2 separate regions of the Mus musculus genome follow, and region 2 is linked to region 1. The links are chromatin loops, found by intact Hi-C in ENCODE. Cell type or tissue: left cerebral cortex. All regions are shown on one strand.

Region 1 (5,000 bases):
AAAAGGAACAAGTGAAGAGTGATCAACAAAGACACTTGACTTGACCTCTGACCTTCATTACTCACACAAGAACACACACACTATACCCACTTACACACAACAAGTAAATGTAGTGTAAAATAACTTTACAGTTTAATGGCAAAGGAACACAAAAGAAGAAGCTTATTATAGAGTTGAAGATAATCAGGGAATGCTTTGTAGAAGGAAATGAAACTTAAAATGAACTTTGAAAGATGGGTTGTTAAGAACACTAGCTGCTCTTGCAGAGGACCCCAGTTCAATTCCCAGCACCCATACAGTGGCTCACAGCCACCTGCCTATAACTCCTCTTTCAGGGGAGCTGATCTGCTGACCTCCACAGGGACCAGGCACATACATGTCTAACAGACATACATACATTTGAGTAAAATAAAATAAAATAATGAATAAAGAAAAAAGTGGATAGTATTAAGGTACTGATGGGATAAGAAAGTGAGCATTCAAGAGAAAGACAATGACAAGTGATGTGGGAAGGAGGTTAGGTCATGAAATAAGTTGGCAGTTTAAACATGAGGAAAGGAAGACTATAGGAGCACATTGTGGAGATTTTTAGTAGCAAGCCCAAGAATTGATACTTCAGTGGTTGAGGAGAAAAATGCACTGGTGGTTGGCTTTATGCAGGTGGCTCATAAAATAGAATAGGTGAGTATTTACAACAGTAAGAGAAGGCGAGGGGCAAGTGTGTAGTTTAGGATAATAACTCTTATAAACTTGAGAATAAGGGGAATAGGAATTGAGAAGAGAAGCAACATCTGTGAGGAATGTAAACTAAAAATGTATAAATGATACTGACTATGGTAATGCTGGCCTGTGATCCCAGCACTTGGGAAGTAAAGACTGGAATGTTAGAAGTTTGCACGAAGCCATTCTGGGCTACTGGGAAGCCTGTCTCAAATACAGAAAATTCACCCATAAAGGGATAATGATGATACATTGGGACAGTAATGCCTTTAGAGAACAGAAATAATGAATTAGAAGGGCTATCTGGTTTTTACCATAGAAGAATGTTTAAAGCATGGGTATTAAATAAATCAGAATAAAAGAAGAAATATCTAAGCCAGGCATGGTGGCGCACGCCTTTAATCCCAGCACTTGGGAGGCAGAGGCAGGTGGATCTCTGAGTTCGAGGCCAGCCTGGTCTACAAAGTGAGTTCCAGGACAGCCAGGGCTGTACAGAGAAACCCTGTCTCGAAAAACCAAAAAAAAAAAAAAAAAAAGAAGAAGAAGAAGAAGAAGAAATATCTAGTAAGCACTTGGAATTGGCCCTGGAAAGAGGTAGAAGTAACTTTTTAATTATGATACAATTAAAGAAATAAAAGTGAAATCTTTCCATTTGTTCTTATAAAATGCTCCCATCAAGAATGACCTCACTCTGAAGAAGGCTAAAAAGCATGTAACAAAAACTAAAGAGAAGACGGGGATTGGCTGAGACTTTTACTGGAAAGAGCTGCAGTTCATTAATTTGATAGTTGAGTTCCTTAAAGGGGCCTTAAAGTGCTTTTACACATCTCTTCAACAGGATTGGCAAATGTACAGTGTATCAGTTGTGCAGTAAAAGACTGGAAACTTGTACATGTTCTTTATGCAAAGTAACTTAAATGATTGAATGCCTTTTGCTTTATTTTAGAATCTCCCACCTTCTGTTGTGGCTACTGTTGGTGGTAAAATTTTCACATTTGGATCTTACAGGCTTGGAGTACACACCAAAGGTAATTGCTTTTTAGTTATGTTCTAGTGATAAGAATTTTTAGGAAACTGTTTTACTTGTTTACAATTAGCGAGTACTGAACATAGTTCCCATATCTTACTACTGTTAATAAACACTGTCTTATACTCATCTTTCATACCTAGTTCTGCATTTATGTTTATGTAAACTTTAATGAAAATATAATTTATCATTCTTAAGAAATAATTTTATTTTTTTAGGAGCTGATATTGATGCACTTTGTGTTGCCCCAAGACATGTAGAGAGATCAGATTTTTTTCAGTCCTTTTTTGAAAAATTGAAACATCAAGATGGCATTAGAAACTTAAGAGTAAGTATCTTTTGACATCTCATATTTTGAACATAGAAACAGCTATAAAAGCAAGGACTTAGAATTAATGACTTATCTCCGAGTTGCTGTATCTTGCTAATATCATGCATAAGCATCAGGAACATGGACTTTATAGCTCTGTAGACACACCTGTAGCTCTGAGATCTCAGTCAAGCAGCGATCTGTCTGAGCTTGGTTTTCCATCTATAAAAGTAGAGAATTGGTGATAACATAAGCTAGTTTCAAGGATCAGACAACTTACTGTAATATTTGATAAGTGATTGATGTATATCCAATTGTGGGTGATATGTGTGAGGCTCAGTTAATAACTATGTGTATATCTAGCCCTTCATTGACAAGTAACATTTCCATTCTAGCAAACTATAAAACACTGACCTCAGTTCTAACAACATAATTTTGTATATTTATAAGTGTGTGGAGGTTATCATATGGGTGTGTGTTTATGGAGGCCACAGGACAATTTTAGGTATCATCCTCAAGACATGTCTACCTTCTGTCAGACAGAGCCTCTTATTGGCCCAGATCATCTACAAGGGTACACTTTCACTGGTCAGTAAGCCCTAGGAATGGATCCTCCTACTTCCTCCCTAATGCACTGTTGTGCCCTGCGTTAGGATCTGTGGATTGAACTCTTGTTTCATGTCTGCAGGTCAAGTTCTGAGCCAGCCCCTACCATACTTGTTTGATAAATATTTTTTTAAAAATTTTACACTACTGCTTTTGAGTCTCATGCATTCCAGGCTCAAATTCATTGTGTAGCTAACAATGACCTTGAACTGTTGATCTGTCTCCTGAGTACCAGGACTACAGGAGTGGGTGACCATACATTTTATACTTAATACTTTTTGTTAATAATCAATTTTCAGTTAAGACTTCAGATATGATATCAAGATAACAACAGTTCTGCTTTAGCATTTCTGACAGATATTCTTAACAGGATAAGTTAAATAGCAGGCACAAATCTGTATGACCTAAATAAAAGGCTAACCCGTGTGTGTTTTTTGTTTTTTTGTCTTCCTCTTTTATAGGCTGTAGAAGATGCTTTTGTACCTGTTATAAAATTTGAATTTGATGGTATTGAAGTAAGTGTTTAATATATTTTTAATTGTACAATTGAAATATTTAACCTGTTAGTTTTGTTTCAAAATCAGACTTAGCATGGGCACATTTTATTTGGTTTGGTTTGGGTTTGGGTTTGGGTTTGGGGTTTTGAAATAATCTCACTAGCTGACCTCCTGAGTGCTTGCCTGGTACTAACCACAGTTTAAAGAATTTAATAGTAGTCTTTTCACCTTCTTCTTGTTTCTCTTGACCACTCATCAATGGAAAACTTGCAAACCTCCATTTCTTTCCTCATGCTTTTTGTACACCACCTTTCTCATTCCTATAATCATCGAAAATAATTGCACTATTATAATTTTGTTTGGAGCAGTGTTGTATTTACAGTATCATCTTAAAAACAGTTTCAAATCTCAGTATTGATTATACTGACTTACTACAATTCCTTTGCCCTATAACAGGTTTTTCACTTGGGAGTTAGTGACTGTTCAGTCGGTTGTTATACTTATGTCTAACTTACCCAGTCTTCTATGGTTGTCATAATCTCCTTTAAGCTAAGACTTAATCAGCATCTTGAGGGCAAGCCCGCTGGGTCTTCGCCCTGTTCTCAGCTGAGTGTGGCCCATCGTTTGTGCACAGCTGTCATCCTGTCGATCTCACTATGATCTTCATGGAAGTTTCTCTCCCTACTCTAGAATTTCCTTCTTTCTTGATATACTACCATCTTACTGGAGCTCAGCCATTGAATGCCGAAATAAGAATTTGTTTTCCTTATCTTGCATGCTTAAAAAGCACTGAATCCATAGTTTTGCTGAGTGCATCATTCTAGGTAGGAAATGATTTTTTACATCCTCAAAGGCCTGCGTTGTCTTGTGGCCTCTGCTGTAAAAAAAGCATATTACTGTTTTGACTCTTTCTTTGTGTAGATGGTCAGTTTTGTCTCTTGTTTTATTTAGTTGTTTTAGTTTTATTTTGTCTTTATACTTGTAGAATTCATGATGATAATATGCTTTGGTATGTGTTTTTAACTGATATGCTTGGCATACAATAGTCTTTTAGAATGAAAAGGCCTTCAGTTCTTGGAACTTTTATTGAGTTCTTTTGGATTCCCTGCCTTTATTTACACACAGGTCTTTTTTAATGGAATCCTAAAATTTGTATGTTGAGTCTCCAGAGAACAGCTTTCTTTAAAAATAAATAAATAAAAGCACACACATTTTTCCTTTACTTAATTAACCACATCTTAATATTTTAATTCTTCTTCTTGTTTTTTCCCTGTCTTTCAAGCTTTGTAATAATATCCACTACCCTGTTTTTAGTTTCTAAAAATACTAATTATATTTTCTAAATGTTCTTTTAAATTTATCTATGTATTTATTCATAGCTACCTGTTTTTATTCCCCAAATAAAATGTTTAAATCTTAGGTCACTGGGCCTGTTAGCATTTGCCCGTGTGCTCTCCAGCCTCCATGACTTTTGCTGATGTTTCTATTGTCTGTTTCCTAGTGGATTATGCCATAAACTCTAAGAAAACTGAACCCAAACCAAAACATTTCCCAGTATCTTAGTTGAGTTTCAAGAGAAGTAAATGTGTGTTGTATCTTCCATCTTTATTTCAAGATATTCAATGATTGCCCCATATTAGGTCACCTACATAGGCCTCCTGATGTTTTAGTAGACTATCCCAAACTAATAATTGGAACTTTTTATGTTTGGAGTTAGGGTCGGGGAGAATGGACCAGGAGAAGTAAGTAAATCATTCTCTTTTCTTTTTTATCTCTTTCCAAAGATTGATCTAGTCTTTGCAAGACTGGCAATACAAACCATATCAGATAATTTAGACCT
Region 2 (5,000 bases), 290 kb after region 1:
AATAGTGTCAGGCCTTGGGGCCTCCCCTTGAGCTGGATCCCACTTTGGGCCTGTTGCTGGACCTTCTTTTTCTCAGGCTCCTCTCCATTTCCATCCCTGTCATTCTTTCAGACAGGAACATTATGGGTCAGAGACGTGACTGTGGGATGGGAAGCCCATCCCTCATTTGATGTCCTGTCTTCCTGCTGGAGGTGGGCTGGGGGCAGCGGGGGGGGGGGGGGACTGATCTGGTATTGGGTGAGGGAAAAGGACTGAAGCCCTGAGGGCCAGCAGAAAAAAATGTAAACAGGCAACCTTAGGAAATAGGAGGTTGGGGGGCCCCCCCCATAATGCACCAGAGACCTGGGAGGTGAGAGACTCCCAGAACTCAAAGGACCTTAGATGAAAGGCCCGACAGTAGGGAGAGGGAACTTATAGAGCGTTTCATGAGAAAGTGAAGAACTCTGACAGCTACACAAATACAAGATGATGAATAGTAATTTAGGAATCACATGTGCACTATATAATTCATAATAAATACAAATATGAAGGTGTTACAGAAATAAAGGGTACAGGTGAGAAAGAGGAGCCATGGTGGAGGAAGGAGGAGGAGAGAGAAGACAGGACAGAGAGAGAGAAAGAGAGAGAGAGAGAGAGAGAGAGAGAGAGAGAGAGAGGATGGAAAGCAAGGAGAGGAGAGAAGGAGAGGGAGGTAGGAAAGAAGAAAAGACAAAGAGTCTCACCTGCTGTCTTATACCTAATGGAAGAGCACAGGGAAAACAGGGCAGCTCTGAGAAGATGCATTCTCAGCGAGGCAGAGCGGGGAGAGAGAGGAGTGGACTAATGGAGAAAGAAGAGAAAGAGAAAGCCCGGGGAGAGAGAGTGAGAGGAGAGAGGGAACACAGATAGAAGAGAAAACAAAGGAGGAGAAAGAGCAGGAGGGAGCAAGAGGGAAGTGGGCACAGTGGTCATTTTGTGCACTGCTGTAAGCACAGAAACAGCTTCCCAGTCATATCCATTGAAGGACAGGATTGCCCTCAGTGATGTGCAGTCTTAACACTCAACATGGCAGAGGGGGAATCAAAGAGAGAGATGGAGGGGGAGAGAAGGGAGAGAAAGTGAGAGACAGGACAGAGAAAGAGAAAAAAGGAGAGAAAGAATGAGGAGATGTAGGAAGACAAGAGGAGAGTGAGGAGAGACAGTGGGGGCAGGGGGGCAACCTAGAAGGGGATAACCAGGTCCTCCATTTATACACAACTATCAGAGCACAGAGCCCACTAGAGGACCCTGCTGGTCCCAGAACAGGAGAGGGGGAGGGGAGAGAGGTGAGCTAGAGATGAGAGTGGAGTGGAGAGATACCTTGAGGAGAGTGAAAGGAAAAATGGAGTGTGAGAAAGGTGGAAGCAGGAGAGAGAGAGCAGAGAGTAGGGGAGAGATGGAGAGGAAAAATGGAGAGGAGAGAAAACAGAGAGGAAAGCATGGTAAGAGAGACAGAGACACGAGAGAATGGAGAAAGAACAGAGACGGGGAAAACAAGCAGAGAGTAAACAGAGGGATGAGAGGTGAGGTACAGAGGAGACAGGAGAAAAAGAAGAGGAGAAAGCATAAAGAGAGCAGAGTGAAGGGACGGGAGACACAGAAGAAAGAAGGGAGAGAGGACAAGAAGAAAAGAGAAGAGACCGTTAAGGGGGACAGTGAAGAGATAGAATGGGGAACAGAAGACAGGGCAAAAGTGAGAAATTTCACACACTAATGTAAGAGCACACAGACCAGGTCCCGATTAGAGGTGCAGATCTCAGGGAGACAGGTGCTCAGCCTTCAACACAGCTCTGCCATTTCCAGCTTCGTGACCAACCAACGCCCATGCAATACATTTATTATATGCATTTATACACATACACGTATGTATAATTTGAAGCCTAGGTTCTGCATATACAATAAAACATGTACTATTTGTCTTTGTAAGCTTGGTTTATTTCACTTAGCATAGTGATTTCCAGTTGCATGCACTCTTTTCCCTAAGGCTCCATCCTATTCCGTGTGTGTGCCATATGTTATTCATCCAGCCATTTGTTGATAAACATCTAGTCTGGATTTGTTTCCTGGCCTTTGTGAATAGTACAATAAGCACAAATATGTGACTATCTTGTGATGTGTCAAGTTGGAACTGGTTGGGCGTGAACACAGCATGCTTCCGTTGGGTCATGTGGGAATTCTAGTTTCAGTTTGTTGAGAAACCTCCTTCCATAGTGGCTGCCCTGTGTAAGCTCCTGCCAGCAGTAGGAGCTTCTTTTTCTATAGACCCACTGGCATTGGTATTTGTTTCCTTAATGCTAGCTAGTTTAGGCAGGGATTTTAAAAGACTGACATATTAGACTAAGGTATCATTCTCAGCCTAAGTTTAAAATTAGTTAAACCTGAAAATGTAACTTGTAACCATGTGAAAATATGGAGTTGCCATGCAGGATTGTTAACCTACTGTTCCTCTGCCTTTTAGTTCTTGTCACTGAAAAACTGGACTCTGCAGTTGGTAAGTGAACCACTGGATTCAATTTCTGTGGACATCTTACTTCTGCATTGATGTTTGATAATGAAATCTTAGCATCTTATTTTACAAACAGTGGTTAAATGTTTGTCTTCTTGTCAGCCTTTCCAGTTTTGCACTTGTGAAGAAAATGTCCTAGTTATTTAAGAAAAACATACACCCTAGTGTGGTGACTCAGGCCTGTAATCCCACAATTAGAAGGCTGAGGGAAGATTCTGGTTAAAGAAAAAGATGCATATGTGCCACCAGTGTCGGGGTGCCCTTGAAGCTGGAGTTGCCAGCCAATGTGATCCACCTGCCCTGAGTCCTAGAACATGAACTGTAGTCCTTTTGCAAGAGCAGCAAATGGTCTTATTCACTGAGCCATCATTCTAGGCCCTGGTTTAAAGACTCTTTAAAGTCACTGTTAAGTCACTTTTAGGGGCTGTAATATGGCATAGCAGTTAAGGGTGCATGCCCCCAAGCCTGAAGGCCTGAGTGTAATCCCTGGAACCCGCAAGGCGGAGAGGACAGACTCCAGGAAGTTTTCTCTGAGCTCTTCTCACCTATGTCCACATACTAAATTATCAAGCATATAAATGTGGCCAAATCACATTTGAGTCTAATAATAAGTACCCTGGAGGGGCATTTTGTTTTACTTTGTTTTGTTTTTTCTATTTGGCTTCTCAGATAATTTCATGTTGCCCAGGCTGGCCTGGATTTGTGTGTAACTGAGAATGACTCTGAGCTCCTGATCCTCCTGCCTCTACCTTCCCAGTGCTGGGACCACCAACATGTAGAACTGGATTGTGTGTGTCTGTTCTGTTTGTTTGTTTGCTTGTTTTGTTTTTGAGGAGTATTCTCCAGTGTATAGAACAGACTAGCCTCAAGTTTACCATACTTCTGTTTTGGTCTCCCAGTATTTTATTAGTTCATTTTTAAGTATTTATTTTCCTTTGTCTGTGTGTCTGTGTGTGCACATGGCCTCTGAGGACCCACAGAGGCCAGAGGCCTTGGATACTGTGGAGTTCAGGTTATGGGTGGTTGTGACTAAGGTACTTGATGTGGATGCTGGCAATCCACCAGTGTCCTTCAGGAAAGTAGTGCACACGCGTAACTGCTGAGCCACATCTCCAGCCCCGCTTTATTAAATGTGTTCTTAGGAGTCTGTGTGTGACGGTAATGTGGGATTTGTAAGAGATGGATCTTTCTCTGCACTTAGAAACAACAGTCGCTGTTCTCAGAAGAGGAAGAGTATACCACGGGGTCTGAGGTCACTGAAGATGAAGTCGGTGATGAAGAAGAAATTGCCAAGAAACAAAGTAATTAAAATCAACCCTCACAGTATGGAGAGCTATATTCTGAACCTTTTAATGCAAACATGGGGGATTGGCTTTATATGTTTAGTAAGGTTACACAAGAAAAAGGAACGAAAATGAAGATCCATTAATATTCCCTAACCCAGGCTGGCCTGATGGTTCATCAGGTAAAGGTGCTTGCTGCCAAGCCATACCTAGAACCCACATGGTAGACAGAACTAACTCTTCTTACAAGTTGTCACTCTGGCTTCCACACATGCATGTGTGCTACGGTGCTCACATGCTCACACAAACACAGAGAAAATAAACCCTGGTGCTCTGTGTGTACAGTATTTACTCTGGGGCGTGGGGGAATGATGATTGAGCAGTTAAGAGAGCGTGCTGCTCTTCTAGAGGACCCAAGTTTGAGCCCCACTACCCACATCCAGTGGCTTATAACTCCTTGTCTTTAGTCACTAAGTTTTAATACTAACTAGTGGTTTCTATGAATACATTTCTCAGTTAAGAAAGATCATACCTATTTCTACATTGCTAGGTTTTTGTAGTGAATGAATGTTGTAATTTAGAAAATGCTTTTTTTAATTTAAGATCATACAGAATTTTCCCTTTGTAATATCAGTCAGTCTAATACTGATTGACTTTTCAAGTGTTAAACTCATTTGTTAAGGAAGTATTGTGTTTATGTTTGATACCATTTGACATGCTAATAAATGACTAAGAAGTTTTTGTTGCTGTCCATTGGAACATTTTCAGCACTCTTAGGAATCTTTTTCTGAGTTTTGATTTCACATAGTCCTAGATGAGAAAGTGTATTGTTTACTCTTTCGGTAGGGAAGGAGATGGGGCTAGGGACTGACTTAGAGGTCTCAGGCTCCCGAGCAGTGCTCATCACTGAGCTGCAATCAGCCTGGGTAGCTCTTGTCCATAATGGCATGTTGCAGATTTTCCTTCATAAGTCATGATAAAATTCAGCAATGAAGCTGTTTGGCCCTGGAAATTTTTACATAGGTGGTTTTAAATTATGAATTTGATTTCTTTATTGTAATGTTGCTCAAGTTTTCAATTTTTTATGTGTTTTATTAATGAATATTGTTGAAGAAATTGTATCTATCTCACCTAATTCACTGGCATAAAGTTGTTCTTTCCTTTGCATCTGAAGGACAATGCTGGCTTCTTTG

Evidence for each region. Peaks named below come from ENCODE experiments on the same cell type or tissue, not always from the same donor. Only the 100,000 strongest peaks of a DNase experiment are listed, where the experiment ranks them.
Region 2: it touches region 1 in a loop (3.0-fold over the local background); 1 of 42 quality-filtered maps calls a loop at or near these places.

What each region holds. Positions count from the first base shown.
Region 1 is chr11:23,882,239-23,887,238 of GRCm38, reverse strand. Papolg (poly(A) polymerase gamma) reads left to right here. Exons shown (of 22, transcript NM_172555.2): 4 at 1,667-1,748; 5 at 1,966-2,075; 6 at 3,125-3,178; 7 at 4,945-5,000. Among named protein-coding and RNA genes, the nearest start is that of Gm12061, 9.5 kb to the left of the region's middle. In left cerebral cortex, no CTCF peak of the experiment used is centred here; no DNase peak of the experiment used is centred here.
Region 2 is chr11:23,587,460-23,592,459 of GRCm38, reverse strand. It overlaps 0610010F05Rik (RIKEN cDNA 0610010F05 gene), which reads left to right. Exons shown (of 22, transcript NM_027860.3): 15 at 2,477-2,509; 16 at 3,726-3,825. Among named protein-coding and RNA genes, the nearest start is that of 0610010F05Rik, 44 kb to the left of the region's middle. In left cerebral cortex, no CTCF peak of the experiment used is centred here; a DNase peak (open chromatin) is centred at 2,743.